2 separate regions of the Mus musculus genome follow, and region 1 is linked to region 2. A link is a contact called in ENCODE Hi-C or POLR2A ChIA-PET data. All regions are on one chromosome and are shown on one strand. Each heading gives the region's core, a stretch centred on a gene start or an enhancer-like site at or near the end of the contact. The rest is flanking DNA. Distances are from core to core; before and after follow the strand shown.

The links. Hi-C counts contacts between places; a loop is a spot of excess contacts on that map. ChIA-PET counts read pairs that join two places held with the same protein, here RNA polymerase II (POLR2A).
Region 1: a loop to region 2 is called in a map of heart, with 4 times the contacts of the local background. The contact joins the enhancer-like site here to the promoter of 1110002E22Rik in region 2. A Hi-C loop is called at or near these places in 7 of 37 maps with a recorded cell type or tissue (gastrocnemius and heart). POLR2A ChIA-PET finds 5 or more read pairs at or near these places in 1 of 5 experiments (Patski).

What each region holds. Positions count from the first base shown.
Region 1 is chr3:138,024,826-138,030,938 of GRCm38, reverse strand. No RefSeq gene overlaps it. Among named protein-coding and RNA genes, the nearest start is that of 1110002E22Rik, 34 kb to the left of the region's middle. Within about 2 kb of position 4,443, at least 1 of the 3 ENCODE cell types and tissues checked has a DNase peak (open chromatin) inside an H3K27ac peak, as active enhancers do; it is heart, where a contact is called at or near this core.
Region 2 is chr3:138,058,380-138,065,155 of GRCm38, reverse strand. It overlaps 1110002E22Rik (RIKEN cDNA 1110002E22 gene), which reads right to left and starts at 2,914. Exons shown (of 3, transcript NM_001370862.1): 1 at 2,858-2,914; 2 at 1-135. The coding sequence starts at 104. The region is part of intron 1 of Gm5105 (predicted gene 5105); the gene reads left to right.

The sequences.
Region 1 (6,113 bases), core at 3,194-5,693, 36 kb after region 2:
AGAGTGAAGGTTCTAGCACCGGTCCTGTGTAACCTTAGCCAGACATCCCTCTATAGGAAGGGACACCGGCTGAAGAACAAAGAGACAACAAAGGGCCCTCCAGCTGCTCCAAGGGGTGTTCTGGGTGGCAAACAGCTGCTTCCGGAAGTGTCACTTCACAGCCTCTCAGCGGAAATGTCTACTGGCTCAGTCAGGATGGAAGATCTTTCCAATTAGGGAAGTTGATGTAAAGACACAAGGTGGGAGTTGGCGCAGCTTCCTGAAGGAGCCCACCTCAGTTGGCAGCTGAGTTCATCTGACTGCACGGACACCCTAGTGTGGTGCACTTGTCAGGGATGTGGGACCAGGTGCCTGGGATGGGTCCTGCTCATTTAATTCTGAATTATGTCATTTCTGGTACTGGGTTAACTTTCCCAAACTAGTACTGATGGAGGGTATAAATATTCCCAGGCAGGGGTGTGGGGGTGTGGGGGAAGGTATGTTTCTCTACATACACACTCATATGCCTTCGTGCTTAGAGGGGGTGGGGCAAGAGTGGAGAAAGGAAGAAACAAAGACTCTCCTCCCTGGAGTCAGCTATGGTCACAACTGCCTGACTCAGGTGGGTGGATTTTCTTTGTTCACATAGTCATATTCTATGAATCCTTGCCTATATCTTAATCCCTCCCTAAAAGGCCACACACCCTATCAGATTAGACCTACCTAAGCGACCTCCTCATTTAATTTAATTGTGTACCTCTTTAAAGATCTTTTTTTCTAGAGTCACACCGGAGAATAGGACTTCGAGGTATTCATTTTTAGGTTATGACATCTCTGAATAAATGTGCTTTCAACACTGGCTCAGATATAAGGAACAGAACTGAGGGCCAGTCTGCAAGATGTCTGTGTAGGTAAAAAGCGCTTGCAGCACAAGGTTGGTGACCTGAGTTCAATCCCCAGGTCTGACCCTGGAAGGAACGAACTGACTGACTCCTGAACAATTGTTCTTTGACCTGCACAGTGTCAAGTGTGCTCTCACTCTCATGTGTGTACACACACACACACACACTAAACTTAAAGATAAACACATATCAAGAAACCATATAGAAAGATTGAGGAAAAAATGGCAGTTGAGTTTTATGAGGCAGACACAGTTTAAAGAACAAGTTGATTTAGAAGGCTTTATTCTGTCCATCACTTGAGGGGAGGGACTAAAATAAAAAGTGAGTCTTATGAAAGGGATGCAGGGTAAAGAACAGGGTGGTGTAAAGAGCTGTTTTCTCTGTCCATCACCTGCCTACCGGGTCTCAGCCAACGCATCTTGCCAAGGCCAGTGACTCAGCAGAGCATGCAGTCAGCAGCTCCTGGATGACAGCCTCCAAGCAGGGACTCTGGGTCTGTCAGCTCTGAGAAACAGAGTAACCATAATGAGCCATCATGACTTGGCTCTTGCTATTTCCCTCTGGAAATGCGTGTCCACTACAGCGTGTCTTTTCTGTAGACTCACACCTTGCTTCACTGTTACAAAGCAGCGCAGTAAGGGGCTGCTAGCCAGGCCTTCTGGCCACACCATTCTCAATCCTGTGTTCTTGTCTGACAACAGTGAGAAGGGTTGGATGGCTCCAAGCCCTGACGGTTGCAACTCGGAGCAGGTACACAGAGGTGTGCTTGCTTTGCAGTATGTTTAAGCTAAAGCACACGTTTTTCTTTTTCACCCAGAAATGAAGTCAGAAATGAGTGGTAAAACCCTAAAGCAGCAGGTGATGGACCCCTACTACAGAGAAAGCTTGGAGCAACCTACCCCAACCTCTGGGGATAGGGGATGGAGGTGGGGATGCAGATATCGGAAGCAGCTAATCTCCCTCACTATTGAAGAGCACGGGGTTGCCATTAGATGGAGCTCAATGAAAGAAAGAGCAGAAGATGCGGGATTTTTTTGTGCACTAGAAAGAGGTTTTCCTAGAAAACCTAGTCTTTCGGAACAGTTAAAGGGGTACAGTCCATCCTTATGTGTGATTTCGCAGAGTAAACTTTGTCACTCTGTGTTATAGCCCAAAGCTTTAAATGTTGACTGTCAAGTGAAGCAAAACTTGAAAGAGTGTGCTCGAAGGCCCTAGGAAGGGATAGGAAAACCCATTAGGATGATCCAGTTCATTTTGTGTGAGAGTTCAGAGAGTACAAGCAAACTCAGATCTCTGCATAATTCATGTAGGGAGGTCTTGTCTAGTTTGTTTCCTTGTTTTTGCTCCTCAATCACTCCCATCGTAAGCATTAGTGTTGGAAGTCTATAGTCTGGATTTGTACAATGATGGGATAGGAGCTGAGCCTGGTTAGAGCACACAGCCTTGTGCTCTCTTACTCAGTGGCTGGAATAAAATTGGAATATGTAGGCTGGAGTTAGAGGAATAGCTTGGAGGTAGAGTGTTTCACCTAGTGTGCATGGGGATCTATATTCCATTCACAGCAACACACACACACACACACACACACACACACACACACACACACACATACATATACACACACCTACAGAGACAGAGAGAGACAAAGAGAGACAGAGACAGAAAGACAGGGATCAGAGAGAGAAAGAGAGAGAAATGGAGACAGATGATAATTCAAAGAGCCTGTTGTTTGGTGAGACCAGGGTGGATGTTGATAAATGTCTGCATTTGGTAAAGGGCAGTGCTACTAAGAAAGGCAGTGCTGTAGCTTTGCTTTTCTGTAATGTTTTACAGGGCTCACTATCTCCTTTGCTGCTCACTGCAGCCAGGTGAAAGAACCAGGCTAATTATCTCCCACCACATCTCAGAGATAAGCAAGCTGAAGCTGCAAATACTTAAGTGATTTTACAAAGGTCACAGGAAGTTGTTAGTGTGGGGCCTGAGCTTTGGTCTTTTGACTCTAAGTCTTCAGACCACTGAGCTAAGTGTTCTTCCAACATCTTGAGTTAGGGAGAACAGAGCTTCTGAAGAGAACAATGGTGTGTATTTAGCCCCAGTGTTTTGGGTGTTAGCCCTATTGACTACGTGGGCCTGGGCTTCTTCTTGCATAGCTGATCTTTGGTAGTCTCTGGCCTCAGTTCACAGTATGACAGTAGCATATCTCAGGCTATGCCATCTGAAAACAGCTCCAACCATCTCTTCCCTGAAAGATGTTGTTCCTCTCTGACTGAAAATTGGTGACTCACTCTTTTTACCACGGTGAATTGCCAAGTCTTGTGGAGACATAATATGTATTCTGGGTGTTGCTTAGAAAAACTGCCCAAAGATTGAATCCAAACTGAAGGTGAAAGCCAAGGACGTTGCGGTGTTAGATTTGAAACGGTGCCTAAGAAGACAGAGGAGAATCCTATGGTAACTGACCTTGTGGTGGGTGTGGATGTGGGGGGGGGGGGTTCATAGGGAGGCCAGGAAAAGGCAGAGGCAGAGAATGCCTGTGAGAAGCTGGAGCCTGAGAACCCTGGAACTGAGTCTATTTCTATCCTTGCTACTAACCGAGCAGTAAGACCTTTGGCAGGTCACTATATTTTTCTGGACATAGAGTCCCCATTCATAAAATAGGGAGGTTGGGATCTCTTGCCAGTAGGTACCTTGCAACTAAATATTTACGTATGCATATGTGATACCTAGTGGAGAACTTTGGGATTATTAGTCTCACATGTTCCTGAATCTAAGTCCAAACAACCTCAAATCAGACATGTTAGGAATTCCACAGCAAAGTGCATAGACAGAAAAGGATAATTAGCATCCTTGCATCATGGGGTTGGATTTTGTTGATAAGTGGGGTGTTGCAAGGGCGAATAGAAAACCTTTTCGGTTTTCAGACACTAGGCTTCAAACCTATAGAAGTTGTACTGTTATAGTTATTCAGTTTCACCATTAATAATTGATTAACAAACACTAATACTAAAAAACCTGAAGTCCATTACACCAAGGGTACACATTTAGAACTCTCTGGAAGGTAGAGTTTCATTAACAAATAAAATATCTACTCCTAATATTTCCTTCCTTGGTTCTTAAATGTCAAAGCTGCCACCGTTCTTAGATCTTGAATTTTTTTTAATCCTATTATCTCATCACTATGCAAAAATTTGTATATGGGGAGAGTGTGGGTGCATTTTGTGAAATCCTTTTCATTTTAATAATAATAACAAATAAAATAAATTTCATGAGCTGTCACCGTGCATGTAGTAATGAAATGTTAATTTATCAAGCTATATCTAACTCATGGGATTCTAGTGGGTAAAATGATGGGTTTTATGAGAGCGAAACCAGCCTGTACTTTGGGGAAAGGCAAGGAAACACAAGTCAGCAAGCGCTGTTCACAAGACAGTGCTGTAGGGCTGCCAGAAGCTCCTGGCTCCTGGCTAGCACACAGATCATTGGTTTGGAGGCAGTCTGACTCCTGTGCAGCTCGGTTCTCAAAAGTGCTATAAATAGCTGCCAAGCAAGCGCTTTCCTCCACTCCATCAGCACTTCCTGTTGTCCAGTGATCACGCTGTGCAGAAGAACACAGTGCTAAATATGCCGAATAGGACAGACGTGCTCACTGCAGTGAAAGGTGACTGCAATTAGAACCAAACCGTCCGTTGTTGGTAAAGCGCTGAGACCGAAATATGCTTGCCTCACTTCATGTGTATGAAGCTGTGGGTGAACCTTCAGAGAGCTGAAGCCACGGAGAGGCCAAGAGATGGACTGGGTGAAAGGCTGAGGAGGAGCAAAGGAGAAGAGAAGAGTTGATGAAAGGGGGTTGGTTATTGGTTGTAGAAATTGTCTATAAAATATCCAGTCATTTGGTTGTCTATTTTGTGTTATTACATACTCAAAAATGGTGCAACCACCTTACTATAATAAATATCAAGTACTGGGATAGGTATTGGGAGTATGGAGAGAACCAAGACATTTGAAACATACAGCTTAGTGGTATTAACAGATAATGAGCAAGTAAGGGAAAGCCATCTAATGTCAGAAAATGATCAATACTCCAAAAGCAACCAGCTACTCAATAACCTAGTATTTGCCCTGGTTAGTTTTCACTGTCAACTTGACACAACCAAGAGTCATCTGAGAGGAGAGAGCCTTGTCTGGGAAATTGCCTAGGTGAGATTGGCCTGTGAGCATATCTGGGAGGGGATTGTCTTGATTATGAGTTGGACCAAGAGGGCCAGTCCACAATGGGCAGTACCACAGGCTGATGGTCTGTGCTGCATAAGAAAACTCAGAGAGCCAGAGAGTAGTCAGCAAACAGGGCTCCTTAAACAGTTCCTGCCTCCAGGTTCCTGCCTTGAATTCCTGCCCTAACATCACACCAGGACAAATTCTGGCCTGTAAACCAAATAAACCCGTTCTACTGAGAGCTGCTTTGGATCACAGTGTTTCATCAGAGCAACAGAAAGAAAAGCAGAAGAGCATTCAATTTGTGTCAAGTGCTTTTGAAGAGATGTAATATTCATATGTATACAGAAACCCACAAGCCTCATTTTGCTAGAGATAATAGCATTCACAGTGATGTCAGATAAATCCCACCTTAACCTACCCATATTGGACAGAATAATAAAGACTGACATTATATTTCCTTCCAACCCTTATCCTACATGTTGCAAAATTCTAATCTCTCTCCTCATGCAGGCATCTTATGTCTGCCTATTGTTTTGTTTTGGTTTGGGTTTTTTTTTGTTTTGTTTTGTTTTGTTTTGTTTTTTGGCCAGGTTGAGATGAAGAATTAGCATTGCATCTAGAAAGCTATGCATGGATACAGTGTTTGTGTCGTTTAGAGACAATGTTTACTTTGTTTTGTCATGTGTATTATTCTTAAAGGTATCCACCATTTGTTTCAAGGAGAAAACATGAAAAATGAAGGGGACTTTAGATGTGTATATACATGCATGTATGATGCTTAGTTACCCTCCTGTTAAACATTTTAGGCTTCACATGACTTTTCTAACATGTGTCATCCTGTTAAGATTGCACTGCCAAGGTCAGCTGAGTAGTTATAGTGTCCTCAGCAAGAAATGAGCCAGATAATACATTTCTAAATGTAGCAATTTTAACAACAATGAACATTTATCTCACTTTGCATAGGGAGTGTACTGGCTAGTTTTATGTCAACTTGACACAGGCTGGAGTTATCACAGA
Region 2 (6,776 bases), core at 1,665-4,164:
CTTGTCTGACAGCGTCGGTGGGTGGGGGTCTGAATGCCATTAGCCAGCGACGAAGCAGCATCTGTAGGTCGGACAGGGGTCTGCCAGAAATGAACGGAAAGCATGTGCTGTCCCTTGTACAGCTTTGTCGCTCTCCTGGATGGGGAGATAGAGGGTCACGTCATTCCAGAAATATTTTTAGTGTCCATTCCCTAGTCATATCGAAACTACACTTGAGGGTAAAAAGAAGAGATGCGGAGAGGAGGCGGGGTGGGGGAGGAATGTGGCTTCTGATTCAAATCAGCCAAATGTTCATTGTAATCTGTTTTAGAGGCGTCTAGCAAGCGCACAATTACCCTTCGCTGGCTGCCATCTTTCCCCAGCCTCTGATTAAATGAATTTTCTCTCCTTGTTCAAAATTCAAATTTTTTCACGGTACTTCAAATCCATTAAGGAAACTCCAGAAATATTTCAAGTCCCACTTGTGCATATGGTAATTTTATAGTTGCCTCATTTGCATTGTCTTTCCCTCTTTGGAGAGCAAAATCAGATGAGGGATGGTCATAGAAGCTTTCACAGGACAAGAATATTTCGTCATCCTTCCCTTTGGCCAGACTTATACTCTGTGAAACATAACCTATTTGTTTCAAATTGGGAAAACAAAAAACAAACAAAAAAAACAGAAAACAAACAAACAAAAAAAAAAACCCAACAACAACAACAAAAAAACCAAACCTCTTCTAAAATCCTTGCTGTGTTTACTCAAAGCTTAAAGGGGGAATTTCCCGAGACCTAAAAGCTCCTTAAATAAATTTAAGCTACAGGCATTCTGAAGGAATACAGAAAGACAATATGGACAATACTTCAAATCCCTACAGTGACTACTCAAGCTCAAAACCGTTCCTAAACTTGTAAACGCACTACAAGACAATAAGTCATGTTAAATATAGCCTTAGCTACAGCTCAGCGATTGGGTTCCCCTGGCTGCACGCCAGCTCTGCAGGGCAGAGAGTCAAAACGCAGGAAAGAACAAGGAATATGCTTACCCTCCCTGAGTACAGTGCGGCTTGGAGGGAGGTTCAGAGAGGAAATGTGAGCCTCTGGCATGCCCCTGAAAATACGGCCAAAATCCCAGTTCACCCGCTCTGAGATAGATTCATTCCAAACAAGTCAAGATCTGGACAGGCAGATTTGCCAAGGCAACAGAGGGGTCAGTGCTAGCAACCTTTGGGGCGATTCCCCGGGCATGGTCCATGGAAAACCACGACTAGGTTTTGGTGAGACCTGGCCCTCATCATCTGCCAGGCCCAAGTCCACCTCTATACATAGTCTGTGTGTCACCTATGCCGATTGGATAAAGCCCTATTTTAAACATCCACATTTGTGGAAAGGAAAATAACACCGCCAACCATCCCCTTTTGACATGAATGCCATCCCCACGCTGAAAAGGGTTCCTTCCTCTGAGTAGGCATGTGCGTAAGTGAGAAGTAGTCACCCCTGACAACTGCAGCGTCTACCTTCTCTCCCTGTAGGCATCCCAACCCCACCATTCTCCCTAGGACAAGCCCTCTGCCCTCTCTACTGCCACTAAAACGTGCCCAGAAGAGACTGAAAACATCTGGAATAAAGCAATGGTTATTAAGCCATAACTCAGGGTCATGGGAAAGAAAAAGAAATACCTTCCAAATCTTAGTTTCTTAATTAGTAAGTACAACTAACTAGGAACATTTTTAACATTTACGCACATATTAATGATTGAATTCTGGTAAGAACCACATGAATTAAGTACAATTACTATACTGATTTTATAGACGGGGAACCTGAGACACAGAGGTAGGGCATGATTCAAACCTAGGCAGTCCAGCTGGAGACCTTTACGGTTACGATAGGCAATCAAGGTGGGTCCCCACAGTCAAGGTGGGTCCCCACAAAACCATTCAGAGTTGTTACCCCGTCAACTATCAAATCTGCATGACCACAAATAATCTATGTAACTGGTTGAGGTTTGTTTGTTTGTTTTTATTTCAGATATTCAACCCGAGAACACTTTATGGACTTGGGGGGCTAAGGAACACGATTCTGTTAATAAAATGGATTAAATATAGTCCCCTTCTCTCAGGCAAGCAGACTTTTGAGCTCGCCATTTTTACTTTTCTTTGAGGCTGACCATGCCTTGGGCAGTAAGAAAGCCCTGGAGATAGTCCAAGACAGTGTGAGACACATGTGCTTCCTGGCTAATCAAGAGGCGAGAGTTTCTGTATAGTCCAAGGAAGAATCACTCTAGCGCTGTCATATGGCCCTGTCTGTCATCGCAACACAACAGATTTTTTTTCTTGAGTTTCTTCCTGTGGTTAGCAAAATATAAAACTGAAAGTTCTGACACACAGGGTATATGGTAATGTTCTCTCTCTCTCTCTCCCTCTCTCTCTCTCTCTCTCTCCCTCTTCCCCTTCTTCTTTCTTCCTTTCCTTTCCTTTCCTTTCCTTTTCTTGCTTGCTTTCTCCCTGTCTTCCTTCCTTTCTTCCTTCCTTCCTTCCTTCCTTCCTTTCTCTCTCTCTCTCTCTCTCCCTCTCTCTTCCTTCCTTCCTTCCTTCCTTTCTTTCTTTCTTTCTTTCTTTCTTTCTTTCTTCCTTTCTTTCTGTGTTTTCAAGGCTGGCCTCGAACTCAGATATCCACCTGCCTCGGCCTCCCCCAGTGCTAGGATTAAAGGTCCCAGACTACAACTGGTCACCATAATTTCTTAATACCCAAAGTTCCGCAAAACCTCCTGAGGTCTCCCCTCTCTGAGAACCCAGCCCTGGCCAAGCTCCCCACCTCCCCCCAACCCCCTCCCCCACAATCAGACACAGCCTGGTTCGGTTCTAACGTGGGTTCTTACCTTCAGAATAGGTGTGTGGCTCCTTCAAGGATTTCCAGCTAAACAATGCCAGTGTCGATATGGTGGTAGTGGGGGTTCCTTCATATAAAGTCAATTTCCAAAAGGTTTTTTTTTTTTTAAGTCAAACCAAAAATTCCCTTTGTGGTTTAAAATCAAATAAGCTGAAACACCATAGTAGGGCTGACTATTAAAAGAAAAGAAATGTATAAATAGAAAAACAGCAGCCAACTTTAGGGTAAAGAAGACAATTAAGGACTCCACACGGTTTCCCTTCTGGTGTTTTTCAGAGTTCTGGGTTAGTTTATGGTACCATGAAAAGGGGTGGTCTGAGATCTAGTGGAGTAGCTTGGAGTCATGGGTAGCTACCGTGTCCTTCATTCTTACAGGTGGGTAGCCACCGTGCCTTTTATTCTTACAGATGACTCTGATCACTTTTTTACAGATGAACTCAGTGGTTGCCTGCCTGACCTCAGGTGTTGAGCAATTGATGTGACTAATATTGCCAGTATTAACCCATGGTGAGCAGGCACGCGTGGTTAGACAGGCAAGGTATGCCCTGTTGATAACTTTATATGGGAACTCCAGGAGCAACAAAGGAAGTGACTCAGCGTTGTTACATTTCTCTCTGAGGAGAAAGTCTCTTAGCTTTCCTTGAAGGGTTTCTGAGATAGTTCAGTGTATGTAAAACCTTAACATGACTTAAGAAGTGAAGAACGAAGGCCAGACCACCCACCAGCTGATTAAAGGTCATGCTTATATTTTGGGTCTCCAAATCTGGCATAATAAGATAACTAAGTGTGCTATTCAAGAGAAGAAACCGTTCACAGAAGGCAAACCTTAGACTGGAAACGAAGAGATGTATTAGGTTAAACTTAACCTCAGAGTCAATGCCAAACCCTTGGCCAACCACAAACATTCTTAGTTTGTCTGGGGCACAGCAGGGAAGAGACAGTGGTGCTTTATATTGAGTTGAAGGTCTTTCCATAAAGATGTGTATCGCTCTCAGCACACACTTATGTGAAGAAGGCTTTTCTGGGGACCACTGCCTAAGACCTAGGACGTGGCTAGCACCTTTCCAAGCCTAGGGATGGACATGTGAAAGTTGGCATCTGAAAGAAGGTGCCCTATCATACTATTTAATGTACTAAAAGGTACGTGGTTATTGAAATAAGCCCTCCATAATCATATGACTAAAAAGTAGTTATTGTTTCCACTTTATGGACTGAAAAAAAAAAGCGAGGCTAAGTAAAAGCTTGTGCCTCTGTAGGGCTTTTCACCATTTTTCCCAATAATCAAATGCTGCAGCCCTGGTTAAAATTGGGTGTGAGGTGGACCCAACCAACCTTAAGTAGTTAATTGAGTACAAGTCTATGAGGTGTATGGGGGGGGGGGGTGTCACAGGACCATACCCATCGCAGGCTAATTAAGCTGTCTCATAGCCTTTAGCCAACTGCCCGCCTCCGGGACCAGCTGGTCCAAAGACATGGAGAAGCAGGATTAGGAGCCAGCTATCCCTGTGAAGGGGAAAACAGCATGTACGGTGGGAGGGCGAGCCCGGCATGGTGTCATGGGGCCACACACACTCTAGATGCAACCCCTTAGCTATGCCCTTAAAACTTGGAAGGACAGGAAGGGACAGTTCACCACCAGAAATAAACCCTTAGTAAGCAGCCCTTGAGCCTGCCCACAAGCTCAGATATGGAGTGGAGTGGTTGTTCACTTTGCGGCTTGAGCCAGGAGGCACGCATATCAGGGAACTCATCTTCTCTGGCTGCCGCCCTCCTCTTCTTCTTGTGGTTTGAACTCCTCTTGGGCCTTTTTCAACCCCTTTCTCTTCTGTTATTCCTCCACGTCCCTGATGTTTTATGTCCGGCAGTTGGGGCTGTCTGGCCTTCCTCGTGGGGGAGCTGTGGGGGTGTCAATGTTTTAGATATGACTATATAGAGAAAAATGGCCCTTGAGGACCACCCTCAGGTGGAATCTTTAACACAACTTAAAATAGACTTACTCTAAATCTGGGTCCATCTTATCTGTGGCCTGTCAGTCATCCTATTGTATGTTAAGAGAGAAGGGAGGCGGTGGCATGGGGTTTCCCAGTCTAGGGTAGCAGGACAGGGAAAATGTCTTCCTGGCCTTTCATAGGTTACTGTGGATTGTCCCAGGCCAGTTGGAAGCAGGATATGATTAACCAGCCAAGTCGGCTGCTGTGCAGTCACATAGGTTGCATATTTCTGTAATTTTAGGAAGGTGGTTTTGTGTTTTCTTTCTCTCTCTTAAGTCTTGGTGTTACATTTTAAGCCCCAAACTCTTCAGGTTTTTTGTTTGTTTGTTTGTTTTGATTCTGTCTACTTTGGAAAATGTGTGTTAGCTACAATATTACTTAGAATGACCATGTCATATCTCACCAACATGTATATTACATTATTACCAAAATACCTTATGTCTTAGTCCATTATTACCAAAATACCTTATGTCTTAGTCGCTGTTCTATTACCATAAAGAGACACCATGGTCAAGGCAACTCTTTAAAAGGAGAGCATTTAATCAGGGACTTGCTTAGAGTTACAGAGCCTTAGTTCGTAAGTATCATTATGGCACGTAGTGTGGCTGCAGCCATGTGTCCATGTGTGATTCTGGAGAAGCTGAGAGCTACATCCTGATCCCAAGGAAGAGAGAGAGAAAGAAAGAGAGAGAGAGAGACAGAGAGACAGAGAGACAGAGAGGCTGGGCCTGGTGTGAGCTTTTGAAACCTCAATCTCCACCTCAGTGACACAGTGCCTCCTATAAGGCCACACCTCCTAAACCAAATAGTCCCACTCTCTAGTGACTAAACATTCAACTCTACGAGCCTGTGGGGGCCATTCTTATTCAAGCCACCACACTTTATTTAAAAAATGGAATTGATTTACTGGCCATCTTTCTCATAATAATTTATACTCTCTTCAGGCAGGGTCATGTTTGACTTGTTTATTGTTTTTATTCCAACATTTCAGACAGTAAACGGTTTTACAAAAATAAACCTTTTCATTCTTTCTTCGTTAGGATCCTTCCCCTTCCACTCACGTATCTCTCCCTGCCTCCCAGAGAAGGGTCTGGCACATTTCAGGAACAAAATAAATCTTGTTAACCAGCAAATGACTCGAGAGTAGGGCCTTTGCACCCAGTGGTATGGTGTCAGTGGTTAAGAAGTGTATTTAAAATAAATGGAGGCAAACTGCCAAAATTATTTAAGGAGAATTTTACTAGCTGAAAAGAAAGAATGGTTTATAAATGAGACATTAAATGCTTCTTCGACATGTATGTAGTATTAATGCAGTTTAAAAATCCACATTCAAAGTTCTTAGAAATAAGACTCAAAAGTAACCAAAAAAAAAAAAAAATCACAATTTCCCTTTGCCTGCCTTCTTACTGCCTGAACAACAACAACCAATTGTTTAAGATAAACTAGAACTTTAAGTAGATTGTTATCACCACAAATTCGAAACCATATCCTAAATGTAAGAAAAAAATTAATCAACAGTTGAGTCAATCCAGAATAGATATCTTTAGGTTCTTTCCCTTTATCACACCAGCCTCTGCCTCCAACAAAATCCCATCTCTTGATCAGCCTGAATATCGTGTAGGTGCCTCCAAGTCAAGACATCACCTTTGAAAGGTCAGGGGTCATTAACCAATAAAGACTTTCCTCTGGGCTCGGAGCACTGACTGCTTTCTGCTGGCAGCTGTGGGTGAGGAGAGCTGCCAGGGGGCCTGAGTTTTGCTACTAAGCTTAATGGGATTACAAAGGAAGGAGAAACCAGCCAGCTACATTTCAAGCCAACAGACCCTTCGTATGTTTACAGCATGTTTTCCTAGTAACCGTTTATTTTGCTGAAAACATTTAAATAAAACCCTCCAGAGCCTTTTGAGAAGATGGTTT